Linked DNA regions of Homo sapiens: regions 2, 3 and 4 are each linked to region 1. A link is a contact called in ENCODE Hi-C data. All regions are on one chromosome and are shown on one strand. Each heading gives the region's core, a stretch centred on a gene start or an enhancer-like site at or near the end of the contact. The rest is flanking DNA. Distances are from core to core; before and after follow the strand shown.

Evidence for each region. Hi-C counts contacts between places; a loop is a spot of excess contacts on that map. Pooled maps may share reads with other maps.
Region 2: a map of OCI-LY7 shows a loop between it and region 1 (6-fold over the local background). The contact joins the promoter of SLC6A6 here to the promoter of RAF1 in region 1. A Hi-C loop is called at or near these places in 2 of 168 maps with a recorded cell type or tissue (OCI-LY7 and naive thymus-derived CD4-positive, alpha-beta T cell) and 6 of 50 pooled maps.
Region 3: a map of CD8-positive, alpha-beta T cell shows a loop between it and region 1 (7-fold over the local background). The contact joins the enhancer-like site here to the promoter of RAF1 in region 1. A Hi-C loop is called at or near these places in 2 of 168 maps with a recorded cell type or tissue (CD8-positive, alpha-beta T cell and ascending aorta) and 6 of 50 pooled maps.
Region 4: a loop to region 1 is called in a map of naive thymus-derived CD4-positive, alpha-beta T cell, with 8 times the contacts of the local background. The contact joins the promoter of VGLL4 here to the promoter of RAF1 in region 1. A Hi-C loop is called at or near these places in 1 of 168 maps with a recorded cell type or tissue (naive thymus-derived CD4-positive, alpha-beta T cell) and 10 of 50 pooled maps.

What each region holds. Positions count from the first base shown.
Region 1 is chr3:12,662,538-12,665,508 of GRCh38, reverse strand. It overlaps RAF1 (Raf-1 proto-oncogene, serine/threonine kinase), which reads left to right and starts at 1,392. Exons shown (of 17, transcript NM_002880.4): 1 at 1,392-1,696. RefSeq lists enhancers at 1,017-1,086, 1,127-1,476, 1,088-1,699, 1,700-2,310 and a silencer at 1,667-1,886.
Region 2 is chr3:14,401,048-14,404,018 of GRCh38, reverse strand. SLC6A6 (solute carrier family 6 member 6) reads right to left here and starts at 1,413. Exons shown (of 15, transcript NM_003043.6): 1 at 1,172-1,413. It overlaps LOC105376959 (a long non-coding RNA gene), which reads left to right and starts at 1,612. Exons shown (of 8, transcript XR_007095825.1): 1 at 1,612-2,971. RefSeq lists enhancers at 230-309, 380-439, 1,760-1,929, 1,940-1,989 and a silencer at 1,090-1,619.
Region 3 is chr3:13,889,322-13,892,292 of GRCh38, reverse strand. No RefSeq gene overlaps it. Among named protein-coding and RNA genes, the nearest start is that of WNT7A, 11 kb to the right of the region's middle. Within about 2 kb of position 1,377, at least 7 of the 41 ENCODE cell types and tissues checked have a DNase peak (open chromatin) inside an H3K27ac peak, as active enhancers do; they include CD8-positive, alpha-beta T cell, where a contact is called at or near this core.
Region 4 is chr3:11,642,342-11,645,312 of GRCh38, reverse strand. It overlaps VGLL4 (vestigial like family member 4), which reads left to right and starts at 1,398. Exons shown (of 5, transcript NM_001128219.3): 1 at 1,398-1,876. The coding sequence starts at 1,795. RefSeq lists enhancers at 1,175-1,254, 2,445-2,814.

The sequences.
Region 1 (2,971 bases), core at 143-2,642:
GAGCCACCACGCCCAGCCATGTCTTTTTTTTTTTTTTTTTTGAGACAAGAGTTTCGCTCTTGTTGCCCAGGCTGGAGTGCAATGACGCGATTTCGGCTCACCGCAATCTCCGCCTCCTGGGTACAAGCAATTCTCCTGCCTTAGCCTCCCGAGTAGATGGGATGACAGGCATGCACCACCATGCCCAGCTAATTTGGTATTTTTATTTTTTTATATTTATTTATTTTTTCGAGACGGAGTCTCGCTCTGTCGCCCAGGCTGGAGTGTAATGGTGCGATCTGGGCTCACTGCAACCTCTGCCTCCCGGGTTCAAGCGATTCTCCTGTCTCAGCCTCCTGAGTAGCTGGGATTACAGGCGCCCGCCACCACGCCCGGCTAATTTTTGTATTTTTAGTAGAGACGGGGTTTCTCCATGTTGGTCAGGCTGGTCTCGAACTCCCGACCTCAGGTGATCCGCCTGCCTCGGCCTTCCAAAGTGCTGGGATTACAGGAGTAATCCCAAAAAAAGCGCCGGGCCCTTTTTTTGTTGTTTTTTAAATTCAGTAACTATCTAGTTCATTCTTGGATGGATGACAACCCAGATTGGATGTGTAGCAGCGTTCTCTTAACCAGTTTCCTATTAATCTTCATTTCATCCCCAGTGTTTCTCCAGAATGCAAATAATATGGCATTAAATATCTTCACACATAGCTTTTTGTGTATGTGTATACTTATTTCTCTAGAATTAGTGTCTAGAAGTGAAACTGCCGGGAGGAAGGATATATACTTTTAACATGTCCAAGTTCCACTGTGATAGCGCTGCGAGGGCACACAACAGGTTTCAATATACCTTGGACCAAACCGGATATTATCAGTTTTTTTAACTTGTTGCTAATGTGATGGGGGAAAAATGAACTCGGAATTTACACACAAGGAAAAGACCGTTTAAGGTTCAGGGACTGTCCACATAGCTGTCAAGTGGCGGAGCCGTGATTTGGTATTAAAGTGCCCGGAGAGGACGCGTCAAAGTTGGACACTGTGCCCTGTGTCCTGAGGCACGTCTGGTGATCGCTGGGCCTTGCAATGCTGGGCAGGCAGGCCTTCCTCTCCCCTTCTAGGCCTCTGGCCACTCCTGGCTGGCCGAAAGCCGGTTCTTCTCGATTACCGAGTGCCTCTCCTGAAAGCAAGTCAGCGTCGCCTAACCTCTTCAGCTTCGAAATGGCGGCCACCAGATCGCTAGGCCACGCCCCGGGGGCGGGGCCTGAGTTCAGGCCAGAGCGATGGATGCCCGAGCCAAGTTAGAAGTCGACTGCCAGTAGGGCTCGCGCAGAATCGGAGAGCCGGTGGCGTCGCAGGTCGGGAGGACGAGCACCGAGTCGAGGGCTCGCTCGTCTGGGCCGCCCGAGAGTCTTAATCGCGGGCGCTTGGGCCGCCATCTTAGATGGCGGGAGTAAGAGGAAAACGATTGTGAGGCGGGAACGGCTTTCTGCTGCCTTTTTTGGGCCCCGAAAAGGGTCAGCTGGCCGGGCTTTGGGGCGCGTGCCCTGAGGCGCGGAGCGCGTTTGCTACGATGCGGGGGCTGCTCGGGGCTCCGTCCCCTGGGCTGGGGACGCGCCGAATGTGACCGCCTCCCGCTCCCTCACCCGCCGCGGGGAGGAGGAGCGGGCGAGAAGCTGCCGCCGAACGACAGGACGTTGGGGCGGCCTGGCTCCCTCAGGTAGGTGGCAGGACCGGGTCGTGGATGCCGGGGGAGCCGGGCGGCGGGGCTGAGGGATCGGCTTCCAGGGCGACCGGGCCTGGGTGGCGCTGATGGAGCGGCCCCGCGGCTGCCGGGCAGAGGGCTTGGGCCAGGCCGTTGTCACCCTGGGGTAGCGTTGGGCGGGGGCCCCGGAGTCCGGTGTCATGGCCGGCGAGCCGAGTTCCCACATCCCACTCAAATTTCCTTGTGTTTGGCGGAAACGTGCCAACGCCACCCTTATGCCATGCGCATTCCTCATATTTGGCAGTGGGAAAATCCGCCCAGAGCTGCCCCATATCTGTTGTCACTTGGATGGGCCAATTCCTTTTCTCTTGGGCCGCCGAATGTGGGACCCGGGCTTGCACCCTTTCTCAGGGTACTTCAGTCAAGTGACACCCTTTTAGAGACGACGTGAGGAATCGGGTAAGAGAGGAGGAAACTGGCCAGTGCCCTACCACAAAGGCACAGGGGCCTCTTCTTGGGTATCAGGACTAGCCTTGGGTATCAGGACTCTGGGTTATTAATGAAAGGTTTGGGATACTTATAGAGGATTGGCCTCAGGACGCTTTGGAATGAAGAGCCAGGGCTGTCTTTTGTGTGACGCGAGAGCCGCCGGGACGCTTCAGCTCTGCAGCTGCTGAGGCTCTGCGAGCGAGTCGATGCCCAAGAGAGAGGGGTTTGGACGTCGTGAGAGGCGAGGCGGCCGTGTTCATTCATTGTTCTCGTTCTAGGGCTCTGGGTGTGCCCCTGGTATTCATTCTGTGGTGGGAAGAAGGAATGGAACTTAGTGTATCCTTGAGATGTGAACGGGTTCTAGGGGGTCACTTAATCTAAGTGGAAAATGAATTCAAGGCACGTTCATTGAGCGTTTCTGCTTGCCTGGTCCTCTGTGGGCTGAGTGGAGAGACTCTGCCCTCCCTGCGCTCCTAAGGCGTGAAAACAATGCAGTGTGATAAGAATTGGCTTATCAAGTGTTATGGGGATTTAGAACAGTTAGTTTTGCTTGGGGAGGAGTTGAGGAAGCTTCTACACTCGAGGAGACTTCTGAGTCGAGTTTTGAAACACCTGTGAGTAAGTGCTCATCGGGTGAGGAGGAGCTCAGGGAACAGCTGGTACAAAGGCTTAGAGCCATGTGGGAGTTGGGATGAGTTTGGGGAGCAGCAAATTGCCTGGGGTGCAGGAAGGAAATGGTGAGAGATGAGAGTAAAATAAAAGTTGCTAGAATTGTGAGGGGGCTGTCTTTGTTGTAGATAG
Region 2 (2,971 bases), core at 164-2,663, 1.7 Mb before region 1:
CCCAGACAGGAAACGGGGGCCCAGGCTGCCTCCCAAGCTTTTGGGGCTGGTCCTGGGGATGCCGGGATCTGGCAGAGGCCCAACAGTGACCAAAATAGCCAGGCCGGTGGCCCTACCCGGCACACACCTCCCTGCCTGGGAGAGCTGCCCACAGGTCTCCTCTCCAGTCCAGGCTGAAGTCCAGGCTGAAGCTTTGAGGCTGTAGGAGGAGGTCCCTGGAATTCTCTCTGTGTGGCTTCCCTAGTGGGAGGGGGACGAGAATCTCCTACTCAAAAGAGGAACCCACAGAAGGAAGAGAAATAGTCTGGAGGGGGAAGTGTCCTGCTGGCCCTGCCGGCTGTCCACTACCCCTTGGCTGCCCCTCCGGGCCTTGGTCCCACCACTCAGGACTGCTGGACGCTGGCGCTGCCACCTGCACACCACCTATGGAGTGCATGCACCTATGGAGCCACGCTGCCCTATCACCTCTCCCCACTCAGCGCCGGCCCTGGAGAACCAGCTCTGGCCATTGGACCCTCTAGGCACCAGGGACACCCTCTTGGGTACAGCCGAGGACACACGAGTGCCCACAACCAGGGACCTGGAGACACAACCACACTCAGGGACACGCACGTGCACCTAGCCAGGGCCTGGAAGACGCAGCCCCCCACACACAGATTCATGCAGACACAAACGGGGACACACAAGAGCACACATCCAAAGACAGCACACTCAGGTATCACACACAGAGAGGCACACACACACAGCCCAGCACGCAGAGAATAACAGACATGCACCGGAACACACATGTGCACGCTGCTGGGGACACGGTGAAACAGTCACCCTCAGAAACACAGACACAGGGATACGGAGGCACATGTAGGCATCCTGACGGAGACAGGCACACAGATATGCCACACACACACACACACACACACACACACACACACACACACACACACTCTCCTGCCGCCCGCACCAAGAGCCGGAGCCCTTTTGCCGGGGAAACAATAACAGCCCCGCCAGCGGGACTGAGCAGGCGACTCTCGGTCCCTTCCGCGGTGGTGAAAGGGGCGCCGGATGGGCGCACGCGGAGGGGAGGAGGCCGGGACTGCGGCGACGCGGGGATGGGGAGGGGCTGCAGACGGCGGGCAGCGCCGGCTGCGCGCCCAGCTCCCGGTCCCTCCGGTACCTGGGGTGGCTGCGGCGCCGCCCGCGCTCTGCTCGGCTGTGCCGGGTTCCGCCGGCCGGGGGCTGCCTGCCCGCTCGCTCTCTGACCCGCTGGGTGAACGCTCCGCACTCCCTCTTGGCGCAGCTTGTCCTCTGGGCTTGCGGTCCTCGGGGCTCGGCGTTGGCGGCGGCGCGAAGGAAGCGGTAATTTATAAGCGGCTTCTTCCTGACCTCGCGTGTCTGTTGTCTGAGCAGGCAGCTCTCAGCATCACCCATCCTGCTGGGTGGAAAAATACCAGCTCGGCCGGGCCGGGGGCGGGGCCGGGGCGGGGCCGGGGCTTCCAGCCCCGCCCCAAGTGCGGACACACGCGCGCACACATACACATGCACACACATACACGCAAACACGCACGCGCGCATGGGCTCGGACACACAAAGAACCCGGGCTCGCCGAGCGCGCGCGCACACCCTCATGCCGCGCGGCGAACGTTCGTTGCCAGGTGCGGCAGCCCGCCCTGGGCGCCTCCTGCCTGCGGAAGAAGAGCAGGACAGACCCGACCCGACCCGCCTAGTCCTTTCCTTCACAGCAGCCTCCAAACTCCACCGCTCGCCTCTTCCGCCAGGCTCCTAGGATGAGGCCCAGGGCTCCTGGAGCAGCCAGGTGCAAACCAGACCGGGCTCGCACTCCACTGCGTTGCCCTGGGCGATCGTCCACGTTCTGGGAGACTCGGTATGCCCCGGGAGGGTGGCCTGAGCTTGTGGTGTGAAGCCAGGTACAGAGCTCCAGAATCCTGGCCTTGCCATGGCTGTGTGACCCTGGGCAAGTGACTCAATTTCTCTGCCTCAGTGTCCTCATCTATAAAATGGAAAGGAAAATAGTAGCGCTTGTCTCCTCCGGCTGTTATGAAGATCCAAGGTTAACAGCGTAGAGAACTCGGAACGCACCCGGCATCTAGGAAGTGCCAAGCCAGTGTCAGCTAATGTGACTATTTTTAAATGGAGATGGGGAGTGTGCCATTATTCTTGTCCTTATTTGAATGAACGGGCCCTCAGGGACCATTTTCCACTGCCCCGCCCTGGCAGCATGAGAGGGAAACGCTGTGAGAACCCCGAACCCCAGCCTTCTCCTGTCCCTCTCTCTCTCTCTCTCTCTCTGCACCTGGGAGGCGGGGAGGAGAGAGCCGATCCTTCCACCATTTACACGGAGAATGAAAGAAGAAATACCGGCCAGGCGCGGTGGCTCATGCCTGTAATCCCAGCACTTTGGGAGGCCGAGGGGGCAGATCACCTGAGGTCAGGAGTTCGAGACCAGCCTGGCCAACATGGCGAAACTCCGTCTCTACTAAAAGTACAAAAATTAGCCTGGCGTGGTGCCGGGTGCCTATAATCCCAGCTACTCAGGAGGCTGAGGCAGGAGAATCCCTTGAACCCGGGAGGCGGAGGTTGCAGTGAGCCGAGATCACGCCACTGCACTCCAGCCTGGGTGACAAGAATGAGTCTCAAAAAAACAAAAAAGAAGAAGAAGAAGAAATACCACACAGGTCCGACCAAGAGCTGCCCCCACTCAGGCCAGGATCCCTGCCTGGAAGGGCTCTGCAGCCACTCTCCCTGTACAGCCCCAGGATGCTAAGGAGCATCCCGAAGTGACACTGGCTCTCCCTGGAGGCCCCTGCCATCGGACTCCAACCTGACCTTCCAGTGGGTGCTCCTCATACTGGCTCCAGCCAAGACAGACGAGGACCACTGGGCACATGCCCTTCCTTGCCTTCCTGTCACCCTTCCCACCCTTCTCTGCGGGCCCCGGGTGGCCCCTTCCTCCAGG
Region 3 (2,971 bases), core at 128-2,627, 1.2 Mb before region 1:
AACTCTGCCTCAAGGGGTCAGATTAAGGGTTGGACAGGTTTCCTGTAGTGCCTCTAACCCAGCCCTAGAGATCTAAAGAAGGAATTAGTGATTCAGGTGACTGGTTCTAGATTTTTTTGGACACGGAGGACTAAGAACAGAAAGTAGGACAATGAGGAGGCCCAATGCATCTGTTTTTCTTCCACTAGAAACAAAAATCCCCCAACCCAGAGGCCTAAACAATAATAGATTTTTCTGTCACTTAAAAAAAAAAAGCCCAGAGGCAGGCTGCGGGGCTGCTATGGCAGCTCAACCATGCCATCGTGTCCCTTCTTGTTTTCCATTTGGCCGTCCTTCTCAAGATGGCTGCCAGAGGAAGGGGAAACTCAAGGAACTGAAAGCCCAGGGGCTTCCACCTACATCTCTTTCAACAGAACAAAGTCATGGCTGCCCCTAGCTGCAAAGGATGCTGGGAGATGTAGTTTCTAAAGTCAGTCACAAGACAGAAAAAGTTTATCTTCAGGATAATTGAGATTTTTCACTACTTTTTAGTCTACAATAATGAAAACAGCTACACTTAGTCATTTACAGATATTCATTTGAAGTACCATCGAGGGACCAGGCACAGAGCCAGCTGCCTTGTGTAAACTGGTGAACGAAGGGCTTGTCCTCTCCTCACCTGACTTACTTAGGGAATAGTCACTGTGTGCAAAGTACCTAGTATCTATTACTTCATTTAATGTTCATAACAGTACTAGGAAGTAATTACTATTATCCCCATCCTACACACAAGTAAACAGAAGCTCTGAGAGGCTAATAATCTATCAAGGCTCCATAATTATGTAACAGATCCAGAATTCAAATCCATGTTGGTCTAGTCCAGAGCTTCAGCCATTAACTATTCCATACTAGTGGGTTCCATCCATGGCTGTGTCTTAGAACCTCCCTGAAAGCTTTTTATATGCTCCACAGAGATTCTGATTTAAGTGGTTGGAGGTAGGGTTCAAGCATCAGTCTGTTTGTAATTATCTTATTTAATCCACACAACAACTGGAGATGAAGGTATTTATCTTTCTATTTAAAAATCAGAGAAACTAAGACCCAGAGATGCAGACTCACTTGCCTAAAGTCACACAGTAATTCCACAGTGAAACTGGGATATATGATCAGATCTGTCTTCTCCAAAAAGCCATCCTTAGCTCCAGAGAAAGGCAGCCTCCCTAAAGCTGGGGGATATACTGGCCAACCACTCTGCTCCAGCCCCAGAAGCCTCCCAGGGAATGTGTGTGCATGAGGGGCAGAGCGCCAGGTGGCAACTAAGTGATAAACAGGCCAGGACATGCCAGGATGTGTGCCGGAAGCCCAGCCCACTAAAGGCAGAGGTGTGGCTGGGCCAGGGTGGGGGCCGGACGTGGGGATGCACTTTTTCCCCAGCACAACAAGCTGTGGGCTTCCTCCCTCCCAGCTGAGCCCTGCCTGATATGGCAGGCCCAGAATGGGTCGCTAGCTAGAGAGTGGAGGGGTGGCAGGAGGGCAGGGGCCCAGGGCCAGTCCCCAGAGGAAGTCACATGGCTGGGGGCACAGGCATGACCCAGGAATGGTGAGGGGAGGGAGATATTTCAGGCCCGAGAGGAAGGGCCCAGCCCATGAGATGAATCACCCGGGCCGGAGATTATCCTGAGGAAGACCTTGGGGGTGGAATGGTGATAAGTGCTCTCCTCCCGAGGTGACCAGGAGCCCACGGGCAGATGGCCAGCGGCCGGTGAGGCAAAGTGTGGCTGGGAGCGCACAGATGAGTCTGAGAGGGCCCACCAGATCCAGGTGCTTTCCAGAAGGGACTTCTCAGTGACCCTACAACATGAGGGGAAGCCCTGGAGACCAGTCACTTGCACAAGGTCACAGGGCCAGAGATGGGATTTGGAGTGGGAGTGTGCCTTTCTGTTTCCGCAGCTTGTCTCCCCAAAGCAGGGAGCTAAGACTGCCACTGCCCTCCTGCTCCAGGGGCTTCCTGGGTGGACATGAAACTTCACTGATAAGACACCAGGCTTTAGACTCCGAATGGCAAACCAGGTGTCAGAGCTTATGCTTGCTCCTGGATGAGGCACTAGACTTGTCCCAGCTTCTTATTGCAGGAATGGGAAGTAGGGAGTCCAGAGGCTCACCCAGAACAAGGGGCTTACCCAGGATTCCAGAGCAGGCTGGACAGAGGCCAGTGGACCTGAGTCCTGCCTCCCAGCCCACAGATGATGATCTTCTGGATCTCTAAGGGTGGCCATCAGCATCACCTGGGAACTTGTTAGAAATGCACATTTTGGGGTGCATTTCATTCAGTCCCAGATGGACTGAATGTGAACCTGGGCAGTGGGCATCCCTCTGAGCATTAACAAGCCCTCCTGCAGGGGATTCTGGTGCCAGCAGAACATAAAGTACACACACACACACACACACACACACACACACACACACACACACACACACACATATTCACCGGGTGGTATTTGGTATAAAATGGCCTCACAATGGTCTTTACCTCAAATTCAATTAAAACAATCCCATCCACCTGATGATCCATCCATGGGCTCACAAACCATGAGAATGCAGAGGTCCTTCAAAATCAACAGGGATTTGTTTCTCAAGCTGGAGGGATATGTGGGCTCCTTGAAAGGGGAAACTTGTACACTACTCCCCCTGGCCAATAAACACACTCAATGGTGGTTTAACTAATTTTTAGTACACCATTGCTTAGATATGTACTATCATAAAACTAAGCGTAGGCTCTTATGCTATTAAAATCTGCAAGTTCCAGATGAAATATAAACTAACATAAACACCAGAAAATCTAACTTTTAAATGAATGATAATTGACATATGCCAGAGAATGTTACTTTGCTGAAGCCAAGTGGCAGCTTGTAGCCTGATCATGGTGTCAATTGTCACCATGTAGGGCCCATTAAATTTGGCACCATCTATCACCCTCTGTCATGAGATGAAT
Region 4 (2,971 bases), core at 149-2,648, 1.0 Mb after region 1:
GGCCTATTGCTGGATTTTTAACATACAACTCCTTCAAATTATTTATTCAAATATTATTTTGGAATATTAAAAATATATTTTTAGAATAGTAATTCAAATGTTTAGTTTTTGTTTTTTTTTTTTCTATTTTGTTAACACGTTCTTGATGTGCTGAAAACTGAACATTCAGTGGTTCACTCGTTCAGTAAACAGTTTTTGGGCACCTGAACTTGGTTGTGCTAGGCACTGGGTAATCAAAGTTTAAGCCCCAAGTTCTTCCAATAGCAAATAGTACAGCTGCATGCCACTAGCTTCTTACACACAGGTGGGTGACATACATGCCAAATGAAAATAATTTTACCCTTTCCCTCTATAATTTCAAGTACACTTTTAATTTTTGATATTATAGCCCTATTTGCTTAAACACTCTTCCATCTCTTCTCCTCTCCTTGTCTCCTTTTTTTCTTTTCTTTTTTTTTTTTTTTTTTGAGACAAAGTCTCACTCTGTTGCCCAGGCTGGAGTGCAGTGTCACGATCTTGGCTCACTGCATCCTCCTCCTCTCAGGTTCAAGCAATTCTCCCACCTCAGCCTCCTGAGTAGCTGGGACTACAGGCGTGCGCTACCACACCAGGCTAATTTATGTATTTTTAGTAGAGATGGGGTTTCACCATGCTGGCCAGGCTGGTCTTGAACTCTTGACCTCAAGTGATCCGCCTGCTTCGACTAGGATTACAGGTGTGAGCCACTACACCCGGCCCCCTCGTTTTTTTAAATAAAATTATAACATTAGGTGGGAAAAAACACTTTAAAAGTAGTTCTGTCAACTATTTTGGGGGCTGTGGGCCAGTCATTTAATCCATCTGAACCTGTTTCCTCTGCTGTGAAAGGGTGATACCCTCCTTGCCCTGTCCATCTCAGTTGTTATGGGGATTATGGAAGAAGCTATATGTAACATTAACATCAGAAATTTAAATATCCAGTTAAAGTGTAAATGGATATTATAAAACAATCTTTAAAAGAAACAAAGACACTATATATATATATATGGCTTATGCATCACTAGCACTTTGGGTTTCCGAAACCCCAACATGAAGTTTCACGAAAGTTGCATTCCATGGGAGTTTGCTTCCATGATGGATTTTTTACTTTGTACTTAGCTCCTGAAAAAGAAACTTCCTGGGTTTTCTTTTTTCCTCCTACGGTTTTGCAGCGGCTTGGCTGCTTCCTGTCAAGAGCCACTCTGCCAAGGCCCCGTCTCTAGAGTCTCTCCCCCTCCCCTTTCTCTTTCTTTCCAACACTTGCTACATTGAGAGGCTGATCCTGTGCAGAAGCCCTCCCTGCCTCGGCAGCGCGGCGCAGTGAGCATGCTCGGCCTCCTGCGGGAAGAGGAAGCGGCGGCATAGGAGTCATGCCAAGCATAGCCCTCATGTCAGCGCTGCCGGCTTGCAGCGGGCTGTGAGAGGGGCCGGCGCCGCTTTGTCCTAGGAAACGGGCTGCGCGTTTCTCTTTTTCACTCTTTTCCATTTCCAGGAAGGACTTGTAAGGACTTCTGAAACGCTGTTTTCATACTCGATCGGGGATACAGTACATACACCGTCTACCAGTAAGCCCTTGAAGGGTTTCGTGTGAGCTCGATTTTTTTGTGCCTGATTTTTTTTTTTTTAACTTTTGCATACTTTGTTTTGATAGTCTGAGGCTGGGCCTCTGCCTTTGTGAAGTTGAAGAGCCAGGAGCTACTCAGCAACAATTGATTTTTGAAACTTAACTCTTTTGGGGCAAAAGCAAAGAGCTGGTTTTCTTTGCTAGCCCAATAAATGCTATTTATGAAGATGGACCTGTTGAACTATCAGTACTTGGACAAGATGAACAACAATATCGGCATTCTGTGCTACGAAGGTAGATGTCCCGTTGTAGAATTACTGCCCGTTGCTCGTCCCGGCCACTCCTCCTCAGTGTGCTGGGTGCCTGCCTTCTAAGCGCCCGCTGTCCTCCTCCGGGGTGTAGGGCACTTGAAAGGCCGGCGTTTCTTAGGTTCGGTTCGGCACCGAGTGTGTTCGGATCTCAGGCTGCGGGGGGCGGTGGAGGGGGCTGGACGGGGAGGCAGTGAAGTAGAAACCCTTCAAAGTTTGCTCGTTGCTTGCAACGTACTCGCGCCTCACATTTTTAACTCTTTAAAATGTATGTATTTTTGATTTCCGTTAATATTGTCTTTAGGGGAAGGACTTGTAGGACGCCGGTAAAAGTTGAGCCTCTTTGGGGGAGGGGCTGGTAAGGATTGCACCGTCTACTGTACCCTGCTGTGGGCCACGGCGCCCTGCAGCTCACGGAGGGGGAGCCAAAGTTACAGCGAGTTTTTGTGCTCGCGAGTGAGCGTCCCAAACAGCGGAGAATGTCCCTCTCCCGCGTGGGGCCGGAAGGGCACCGTGTCAGCGAGCACAGGCGGGCTCTTTGTCTCGCTGGCGCTTCCTGTGCAGCCCGGGGAGCGCTGACACTGGGGGGTGTTCCTCGCGCTCCGCTCCCTGTGGGAGCGATTACACAACACCCCGACCCCCAGCCTGCCCTGAAAAAGAGAGAGCCGCGCCGAACTGTTATTTATTACCTCCTACTGCCCGCGAGGTGCTTCCCCCACTGTCTTGTATTTCCAACTGTCTCTGGTAGCAGTCAGAGAAAAATCTATTTCTTAAGCCCTCGGACATCCTCTACGTGCGATTTGAAAAAGTGGCAATGGCCCTGGGTCTGCCGCCGAGGGCATCTCCGGGGGAGTTCGGCCTGGCAGGAAGAGTGTTTTCTGTTGTAACCACACACACATCCGGGACTCTTCTCTTTCTCATTCAGCAGGAGCAGTTTCCATTTTTTCTCCAATAATACACGGGACATTTCTCTTGAAAAAGAAAACAGTTACAAAAACTTGGGAGGGTGATTCACTTGTATTTTTTTAATCTAAAAACTTCAGGCCTGTTTCCTAATCAGTTGAAAACTCACCCTTTCAAG